Regions from separate parts of the Mus musculus genome. Here region 1 is linked to region 2. A link is a loop called in an ENCODE intact Hi-C map of the cell type or tissue named here. Cell type or tissue: left cerebral cortex. All regions are shown on one strand. Each heading gives the region's core, and the rest is flanking DNA. Links, peaks and the distances in the headings are about the cores only.

What was found. A loop is a pair of places that touch in the nucleus more often than their neighbours do. Peaks named below come from ENCODE experiments on the same cell type or tissue, not always from the same donor. Only the 100,000 strongest peaks of a DNase experiment are listed, where the experiment ranks them.
Region 1: it touches region 2 in a loop (17-fold over the local background); 8 of 42 quality-filtered maps call a loop at or near these places.

What each region holds. Positions count from the first base shown.
Region 1 is chrX:68,840,579-68,845,962 of GRCm38, forward strand. No RefSeq gene overlaps it. Among named protein-coding and RNA genes, the nearest start is that of Gm6812, 50 kb to the right of the region's middle. In left cerebral cortex, for the core only: no CTCF peak of the experiment used is centred there; no DNase peak of the experiment used is centred there.
Region 2 is chrX:70,327,466-70,332,849 of GRCm38, forward strand. No RefSeq gene overlaps it. Among named protein-coding and RNA genes, the nearest start is that of Ids, 35 kb to the right of the region's middle. In left cerebral cortex, for the core only: a CTCF peak has its summit at 3,179 (motif pointing left); DNase peaks (open chromatin) are centred at 1,241 and 3,177.

The sequences.
Region 1 (5,384 bases), core at 150-5,149, 1.5 Mb before region 2:
TCTCCCTGTGTGGTTTTTGTTTGGTTGTTTGGTTGGTTGGTTTTCCTTTACAGAGGAAAAAGGGTTTTTTGTTTAGTTCATTAGATATGTGTGCAATATAAAAGTTTCTCTTTATAAACATTTGTTAAAAGAGAGAAGTTTTTAAAAATGAAAAATAGAAAGTAAGGAAGGAAAAGAAGTAATTCATTCTAGGGAAGTGACAGAAATCTTCAAGGAAGACCACAGATCATGTAAACATGAAATGTTTGTGAGAATAAAGGAAAAATGAGTTGTGGTGGTTCATTTTATGTGTTGTCTGGGCAAAGGGGTGCCCAGATAGCTGCTTGCATGTGATTGTGGGTGTGCCTATGCAGATCTCCCAGGAGAAGATTTGCATCTAAATCAGTAGGCTGAATTTAGTCTGAGGAATACTGAATGGCTGAGAAGCACCTGAAAAAATGTTCAACATCCTTAATCATCAGGGAAATGCAAATCAAAACAACCTGAGATTCCACCTCACATTAGTTAGAATGGCTAAGATCAAAAACTCAGGTGATAGTTGATGCTGACTAGGATGTGGAGAAAGAGGAACACTCCTCTATTGTTGGTGGGATTGCAAGCTGGTACAACCACTCTGGAAATCAGTCTGGCAGTTCCTCAGAAAACTGGACATAGTACTACCTGAGGACTCAGCTATACCACTCCTGGACTTATACCCAGAAGATGCTCCAACATGTAATAAAGACACATGTTCCACTATGTTCACAGCAGCTATATTTATAGTAGCCAGAAAGTGAAAACAACCCAAATGTCCCTCAACAGAAGAATACATACAGAAAATATGGTACGTTTACATATGGAATCCTACTCAGCTATTAAAAACAATGACGTCATGAAATTTGCAGGCAAATGGATGGAACTTGAGAATATCATCCTGAATAAGGTAACTCAGACTGCAAAGGACATGCATGATATGTACTCACTAATAAGTGGATATTAGTCCAAAAGCTCAGAATATCCAGGACACAATTCACAGAACTCAAGAAGGCTAACAAGCTGAAGGGCGCAACTGAGGATGCCTTAATCCCATTTGGGAAGGAGAAGAAAGCAATCACAATGTGGGGAAATGGGGGAGGGATCTGGGTGGGAAAGTGGATAGGGATGGGAAGAGGGGAACATGATCAGGTATTGGGAGGCTGGAACAGGACTGAAGCCTTGAGGGCCAGCAGAAAGAATGGAAAGATGCAACCTCAGGAGGTAGTAGATGGGAGGGATCTTCCAGAGTGTACCAGAGACCTGAGAGGTGAGAGACTCTCAGGACTCAAAGGAATGGGCCTTAGATGAAATGCCCTTCAGTGGGGAGAGGGAACTTGTAGAGTCCACCTCCAGTAGAAAGACAGGACATCAAGTGGAGGAGTGGGGTTGCCACCCCACAGTCAAAAACTCTGACCCAGAATTGTTCCTGTCTGAAAGAACTGCAGGGACAAAAATGGAGAAGAGACTGAGGGAAAGGAGATCTAGAGACCGGCCCAAATTATGATCCAGCTTAGGGGGAGACTCTAAGGCCTGATACTATTTCTGATGCTTACAAAAAGGGATCTAACATGACTGCCCTCTGAAAGACTCAACAAGCAGCTGAAAGAGTCAGATGCAGATATTTGCACCCAACCAATGGACAGAAACTGCTGACCCCTATGGTTGAATTAGGAAAAAGCTGGAAGAAGCAGAGGAGGAGGAAGAAAGAAAGTTTTAAGAGATGGCCTTAGTTTCTTTGCTAGAAAGATGTAATAAAATTAGAATCAAGAATAGAATGTGCCTAGTTCCTTATAATAGTAAGTAAAGGCTGAATAATAAGAAATACAATGAGCTTTCATAATTACAGTAAAAAGAGAAATAGGCTTAGGACAAATTTGTGTCCAAGGAAAAACATTTAGGTCCAAGGTTAAAGTCATAGTGTGCACTATGATAAGACAAGGTCATGTGAAAACTGCTTCGAACTTATAATGAGCATATAGAATGAAACACTACTTTGAACTTTATATCAACATCCTTCTGTAATTCCCATTTTATATAACATTTTAACTCTGAGGTTATTTTCTGAAGGACATTTTGTCTCAAAAGTTATAAAAAGGCCAGAGAAAAGACAAAGTTGGTTTGTTGGATGGTTTGACTTGGGGATCTCTGCCCCATCTATCTAAACACCATCCATCAATATGTATATGTCTGTTTGTCTATATGTATGTGTGTAGACTTATGTGTATATGTAAGCATGTATGAATACTTGTGGAGAGTATTCTCCCAGCAGGTGGTTGGGTCCAATGAAAATGTGAATGTGTTAATATGTGAATGAGAATGTAAATGAAAATGAAAATGTATATGTGTCTGTGCATATTTGCTTGTATAAAACATCTTAATTCTTTTACTTTCTTTCCCTTCTGGTTCACAAAGACTTTCCCAGCCTGGCCAGCGAAAGGCTTCTGGCTGCCTAGCCAGAAAAGTGAGCCCTAGCAATAAATCCTTTACCCAGGCTCCCCACTATTAGCAACGAGTGTCAATAGATCCAGAGACATGCAGCTTCTGTCCTCAGAGTAGCTTCAAGTCAAGATAGGCACACATTATTACAGAAAGCAACCTTACTCTCTTTTGCAAGAAGACTTGGCCCCATCAATGAACTACCCCCCACCTGGATGCTTCAGAGAGGATGCAGCCTGGGGCTGAGATCCCAGCAGAAGAAAAATTTCCTAACCTTAAAAAGAATATGTCCATAAAGGTATAAGAGGAGGCTTACATAAAACCAAATAAATTGGAACAGAAAAGAAATTTCCCCTGTCACATAATATTCAAAACACTTAACAGAAGAAAGGACTACTAAAAGCTGAAAGGTAAAAAGGCCAAGTAACATATAAAGGAAGACCTATCAGAATTTTATCTGATTCTCAAAGGAGATTTAAAATCCAGAAGGGCCTGAATAGGTGTCTTTTATATCACAAGAAACCATAGATGCTGGCCCAGACACCTATACCCAGCAAAACTTTCAATCTCCAAAGATGGAAAAAACCAAACCAAAACAAGATATTCCATGAAAAGTCAAATTTAAACAACATCCTTCCACAAAACCAGCCCTACAAAAGGTGCTAGAAGGAAAACTCCAATACAAGGAAGAAAATGGTAATGGAGGAGAACCAAACATGACTGGTCTAAAAAAATCAGTGAAATAATTTCTATGATATTCTGCTATACTCATAGACCAGTGCCTTGTCTAGTTGTCATCAGAAAGGCTTATTCAGGCAGCAGATGTGAACAGATGCAGAGATCCATAGTCAGACATTACGTGGAGAGAGAGAGAGGGAATCTAAATTGGAGGTTTCCATTGGGTCCCTCCCCTTGGAGCTTGGGAATTCCAGTGGAAGAGGGAAGGAAAAGAGTGTATGAGTTAGAGGTGATGGAAGACAGCAGAACAACTTGGCCTACTGAATCAACTTAGCAGGGTGCATATGGGCTTACAGAGACTGTAGTGACAAGCATGGGGTCTGCAGGAGTCTGCACCAGGTCCTCTGTGTATATGTTGTGACTGTTAGCTTACTGTTTTGTGGGACTACTAACTGTGGAAGTAGGTGCATCTTTGATTCATTTGCCTGCTCTTGGGGCTGTTTTCCTCCTCTTGGTTTGCACTGTCCAGCCTTGATATGAGGTTTTTTGCTTTGTCTTATTGTATTGTGTTTGGTTGTTGTCTCTTGGAAGCCTGCTCTTTTCTGAAGGAAGACAGAGGGGGACTGGATCCAGGAGAGAGATGAGGTGGTGGAGGGGTCTAGGAGGAGTAAAGGCAGGAGGAACTGTGCTTGGGATGTATTGTATGAAAGAAGTATCTATTTTCAATTAAAAATAGAAATTTAGATTTTATGCATCACAATGTATCTCCAGTATGTTGCTGGAGAACCTATAATTACAAATGGTCCTTTGCCTGCTCTTGGGGCTTGCATGTTCTTAAACAATGTTTAGGTTTATAAACAATAAGCATAGTCTTTTCTAGCATATGTTTTATTTGTATTTAAGTAGATTAAAACATTTTAATAAGGCCATGAATTATGAAACATGTTCCATTTACATTAAAATTTGAAATAAAATATGAGCCTTAGGGACGAAGAGATGGCTCAGTGTGTTAAAACACTTGCTTCCAAGCCTGAAGACCTGAGTTCAATCTCCAAAGACTACATGAAGCAAAGAAAGAAGTGCCTCTTTCAAGTTGTCCTCTGACCTCCACCTGCACTAGGGGTGGCACATGCACTAGGGTGGCACATGCACAACACAAAATAAATAAATTTAATAAGAATGTGAGCTCTAGGCCTCAGCCTCAGAAATGGCTGGGGTCATGCTACAATGTTGTCTAATTGTCTTTTTTCTTTTGCATTCTTTTTTTTAACTTTTTTTTAAATTAGGTATTTTCCTCGTTTACATTTTCAATGCTATCCCAAAGGTCCCCCATACCCACCCCCCCCCCAATCCCCTACCCACCCACTCCCCATTTTTGGCCCTGGCGTTCCCCTGTACTGGGGCATATAAAGTTTGCAAGTCCAATGGGCCTCTCTTTGCAGTGATGGCTGACTAGGCCATCTTTTGATACATATGCAGCTAGAGACAAGAGCTCCGGGGTACTGGTTAGTTCATATTGTTGTTCCACCTATAGGGTTGCAGTTCCCTTTAGCTCCTTGGGTAATATCTCTAGCTCCTGCATTGGGGGCCGTGTGACCCATCCAATAGCTGACTGTGATCATCCACTTCTGTATTTGTTAGGCCCCGGTATAATCTCACAAGAGAGAGCTATATCTGGGTCCTTTCAGCAAAATTTTGCTAGTGTGTGCAATGGTGTCTTTTGCATTCTTGTTCCTGCCCCGAAGAACCTGTTGACTGACTGAGCTGGCTTGGTCAGATGGCGCCTCAACATTGGAGTTCCAGGAAGCAGGGTACAGTGAAGGATGCTGCAGGAATTGGAAGCTTGTGCAAAGGAAAGTAAAAGAAGATTTGGGCCAAAGGAGAATAAACCTCATAAGAATGGGGCAAGGACAAACTTTATATGCCCCAGTACAGGGGAACACCAGGGCCAAGAAGTGGGAGTGGGTGGGTACGAGAGTGGGGGTGGGGGTAGGGTATGGGGGACTTTCGGGATAGCATTTGAAATGTAAATGAAGAAAATATCTAATAAAAAATTGGAAAAAAAAGGAATGGGGCAAGGTAATGGTAGTGTTTTTGTGTTTGTGTTTAGAGTTATGCTAAAATCTAGAGAAGAGAAGATAATTCTCATAGATGCTTTTTGTCTTTGGACCCTGACTAGAGATAGTTTACACCCTGAGACATGAGAGAGTAGGTTTGAGAAAAGCAGTCCCTGATTATCAGGGGATGCTTTAGTG
Region 2 (5,384 bases), core at 114-5,113:
TGTGTGTGTGTGTGTGTGTGTGTATAGGTGAAATAATATGTTTCTTATTGCTTCTGTCTCTCTGAAGAATCCTAACTAGTACAACCTCTCAAATTACTTGTTTTCACACGTGACTCCAAGAGAATACATGTTGTAGCTGCCTGCAGCTACACAAACCGAGTTCCTGAAAGGGAGGCTGGGGCTTCATGGGAGAAAAAAGGTGAGAGAAATAATGAGACCAGGACAAAGATACTGATCAAGGCCCAAAGTTTACTTAAGAGTCTGAGCTTAAAGAGGGGGGAACCCCATCCCCCACCACACCAAGAACTCTTTTCCTAGGGATAGTGTCTGGAAAACAGGTTCAACCTCTCAGCAGGTAGTGGTGTCTAGGAGGAAACCGCAGAAGTGGCAGAACAATAGACCTATCTAGGTCAGAAGACTCCACCCTAGGTGGCCTAGCTCACAGTAGCAGAACAGGTCTGAGCCAGCCTGCTCAAGGCTGGGGGAGGCTACACCATGTCACAGATAAATACTCTATAGCAGAAAACAGTGAGATGACTAGCTAGGGTCCTAGTATTATTTGTAGCTCAGGCTACTCATTCTCTTTTGACACACATGTTGATTCAATCTTACTGCATTTTCTCATCCAATATATGCAGCCTCCCATCTCCCTCCACCAAAGTATTCCAGTGATCAAAGCTGAAAATGGAGTGTCACTCCAAAGGCCCAGATCTTATGATAGTCCATCTTTCCCCAGGTTACTCTTAAGCTTCTAAGCCTATCATGGCTGGGCCAAGCATAGGTTGTACTCTACATTAACAGATTAAAGAAAAGGAGAGAACGAGTACCTCTGGGCAAGATGAAACACCTCAAAATCTCTCACTCAGTTGGCTCTGGGGCTAAGTGGCAAAAAAAAAAAAAAATCGTCACAAAACTGATGCTCTTCCTCCTGAGATCCCACACATAAGCTTATTCAAATATTTGCCAAAGTGCTCACAGATGCTGCAGCCTCTCTCTAGTTCCAATCTAATGGAGGCCATTGATTTAGGGAAGTGGATTTACAAGATAAACTTGACCGAGATGGCAAGCTGGTTAATAGTAGCCAAACAAGCTACTGCAGGCCCTCTGGCCAAACTGGACTTCTTCAGACTATCCCCTGGGACAACACTATCTGCACTACCCTGAGTGGCTTAATAGATGGTGCCTTGAACAGGGTCTGCCTTTAGTCTTAGCAAATTCAGTCCTACCCCATGCATGTTACAGTCTTGCATGGTAAACAGCTGCAGCCTGGCAAGAGAGGAAGACATGGAAAACTGCCCAGGCAGCAGGCTTAGTGAGAAACAATGAGAGTTCACAAAGCCTTTGTTCTAGTTTTATTTCTGTTGCTGTGGTAAAATACTCTGACAAAAAGCGACTGAGGGCAAACAGGGTCTGTTCTAGCTCACTGCAGGAAAGCCAAGGTAGAAATCTGAAGCACATACTCACATCACACCCAGGAGCGAATAAATTAATGCATGCATGCTTTTATATTCAGCTGCCTTTCTTAGACAGGCCAGGCCCCAAATCAGGGAACATGCCAGCCACTCTCAGGCTGAGTCTTCCCATATCAATTAAAGTAACCAGGGCAATGGCCACAGGCAAACCTAATCCAGACAATCCCCTATAGAAACTTACTTCCCCAAATGAGTCCAGGTGGTGTCAAGTTGACAGTTAAAACTACCCATTACACTTTAAGAGAGGAAATATTTGAGCTCTATCACACCTGTCTTCAATCTGCCACCTTGTTAGAAGGGCAGCAAAGATGCTTCAAACTAGTACTTCCAAGTTGATTCCTTCTCCGACAAAATCCATGCAGTTCACTAAGTTCACTTTGATAAGGCCATGACTACTGAAGGAAAAATCATCCAGGAATGAGAACAAGCGCCTCATCCCAGAGCTTGTTCCCATCCCAGCCTCACTACTCATTCTCTAGATGGTACACCCAAGGTTGAGGACCAGACAAAATCAGGGTGATGGTACAACAGGATAACTGTTCTGGTGTTCAGGTTTGCTACAATCTGTCAGTTCACATAGTCTCATGTATTCTAACAATACCATGAGTTATGCACAGGTCTCTCAGAGCCAATGAATCATGGCCATTAGTTGAATTTGAACCCTGCATTTCAGTGGGATTTAAAATAAAGTCACCCAAAGCCAACATACCTGTGTAACATTAAGGCAAGAGCATAACCAAAAAGAAAGAAAGGAAGTGGGGCTAGCAAGATGGTTCAGTGAGTAAAGCTCAAGTCTAACGACCTGAGTCCCATCCTCAGATCCTAGAGTGGAAGAAGAAAACAGACTCCCAGACTCCTGCTCGTCATCCTCTATACATGCACCATACACCAACGCATGTTACACACACACACACACACACACACACACATCCATCTTGGAACAGAAGTCTTTTTTCCCATCAATTTATTTATTCTTTACATCCCAATCGCAGCCTCCCTCCTCCTAGTCCCCATTTCACACAATCCCTCTCCCCTCCTACGCCTAACTTCAGCTCTGATGGTCTTGACTCCAAGTTCCCCCAGGGCAACTCCCAATAGCCACACATGCTTCCTGTGTAAAAAGAACAGGTTTTATCAATAAGAATACTAAATAGTAAGATAAATTTGAAACGAAGATAAAGAATTATTCTATGTAGGTATGACTCATTCAACATTTAGGATGTATTATATCAAGAAATTCTTTGTTGCTCGTCTAAAAATCATATTAATGAGGTGTCTAACATTCAGTCAGGCAAGCTTGTTTCTTTGGTCCACATGATGGCTGGTACTTGCTGCCAATAATGGCTGACAGAGAAGACAGCATAATATCCTGTTTTACAAAAGTATAAATACTACAGGCTGCAGCAGCAACCTTTGTGTCATTTGGGGAGGACGTTTTCACCATAGATAAAACCTATGCCTCTGGGCTGCAAAAAGGACCCAGTCCCAGAGGGGTATAAAGCATGTTAGCAGTTAGAAAACAACCCCAGGAGAGCCAGGACCTTCGCTTAATCTACCGAATATTTTATTCATGTTAATTCATAACAGTGTCTTTAAACCCCTGGACTAGAATTCAAGAACAGTCAGTGTGTGTGACAGTCATTATTCCTTAGAGACACCCTCTGCCACCAGCTGGGCACCCTTCCTGAGTTCTTGGTGCCACAGCGGCCTCCAGTGGTTTCTTTGAGGAACCACATGCTGTCTCTGCCTCTGAGCTGGAGCTAAGCCCAGAAAGCCAAGGCTGAAGGCAGTGGTGCCCCTTGGCTGCTTCTGAACCTGGGTTATGTGGCAGGTCCGAGCCATCAGAGCCAAAAGGCTCCAATCCAAGTGCTCGCCCTGGAAACAAAGCACTTCCCTGTTGCTATAAAGCACAGACCAGACAGGTTTGTATTTCATCCTTCATTCCATCGTCTAACATATCTGCTGACCCAATTTTACAGATGTTCTCTTCAAAACGGACTTGACTTTATGAATATTTTTCTATCAAGCTGTGGCAATAGAAATGTCAAAAAATTAAGTCCTTTAAGTAGGACAAGCAACTGCCCATTCAGTCTAAAATTGATTCTTAACCAACCAGTTGGTTGTACATAAATGAATCTTGGGGGAGGGGGCAATTCACTGAAATTAGTAGCCCTCCCCCATCCCATCCCACCTCAGTCCCTCAGCATCGGCTTAGTAACAGTTTCGCTTCATTTCCTATAAAAGGCCATACCTCCAATCCATTATTGAAAACATTCCCGTCCCATAACCTCCTTCATTTTCATATATGTAGCTCAGGGCAAGAGGTTCTCTCTCTGCCATGGCTTCCCTTTGATTTGAAAGCAATACAAAGAAAAAAAGGAAATGAAAAATCTAGCACGGAAAGGAGAGTGCTTGATCCTTACGCACATGTGCATGCCCTCCAGTCACATACAAAGGCAATTTTCCAAACGGGTGGTTGCCAGCCTTCCCCATTTTCCAGGTTGATTTTCTGGCAGCTCCACAGCTTTGAGCCAACTGCTCTGCACATCATTTTAGCTAAAATCTACCCCTTGGTCATAAAGTATAGGACAAAAACATTGTGAAAGCTGCAGCAGTCCTTATAGGCTCCTACACAGAGGACTTGGAGGTAGGCTTCTAATAGACCTGGCAAACACAGCTCTGATAGCTGCTTCAACCTGGCCAATTAATTATGCTCTTGGTCAAGTCACTTACCTCCTCTGGACACTAGCTCCCACTTCAGAATAGGGAGTTGAGTGGAGATATCCTCCCAATTCCCAGTTAGTAATTCCGACTATGCTGCCTTTGACCTGCCTCGAGCACTTTAAAAACAGTTCCTTTCATTCATTAATTTAGTAGACATAGATGACTACATGTGTCAGGCTCTAGGTTAAAGGCTTAATGTAGGAGAATGGGTAAGAAACAAATCACTGCAAGGCAACATAGATTGCACTAGAGGAAAGACCCAGAAATCTGAATGTGTGGGCCCCACTGAACTGGAATGGGAATTTGGGCCACGTCTTTGGAGGTCAATTTGGCACTGGAGTCCATGTTTCTAAATGCATATGCTGTGTTAAAAGCTCGATGGCTTTAGTTAATATAAAAAGAAAAGCTGTTCTTTTGTGGTTCATATTGTTTGGGGCTGTTTGCTTTGCTTTGATTTGATTTGCTTTATTTTGTTTTTACTGAGTGACTTACAAAATCCCAGGAAAGGCCAAAGTTTTAGACCTCAATATTGGGCAAGAACAAAAGTGGTCAGGAAGCTGCCAACAGCTACCATCAAAGTCACAGACACAAAAAAATATTTAGCAGCAATACTCATTGCTGCTGCTGAACAATGGTAGCCACCATTACTACAGAGTCATGCCACCATTGCTTCCTACTGCAACCTCGAGGAGAATTTAGGTCACAAGTCACATACCTGCCCTCTGGTCCCCAAAAGAACTCCCTCACTGGCATGTCCAACCTGTGGTCCATGGGCCACATATACCCAAGGATAACCATGATTGTGGTCCAACACAACATCATAAATGTACTTAAAACAAGCTTTTGTGATATTAAAACACAGATTGTATGGTTCTCTAGCATGAACTGTTGACAGCATAGTCTCATTACAATGGCAAAGGAACATGAGCATCTGCCATTTTGTGCCTCCACCCTAGCAAGTGGGCTCTGCCTCCTGCCCAACAGGACAATATCAGGAGTTTCCCAAATAGAGGAAAGCATTTGCAAGTTTAGTTGCCAAAATATTGACTCATGTCCTTGATGCATGCCTTGAACTAGCTAATTACACTCCACAAGTTTATCTGTTAGAGATATGTTAACACACAGGCATGCAAAGATGAACACATAGTGAAATTCTCCATGTTATAATTTACAATAGAATTTGCACTG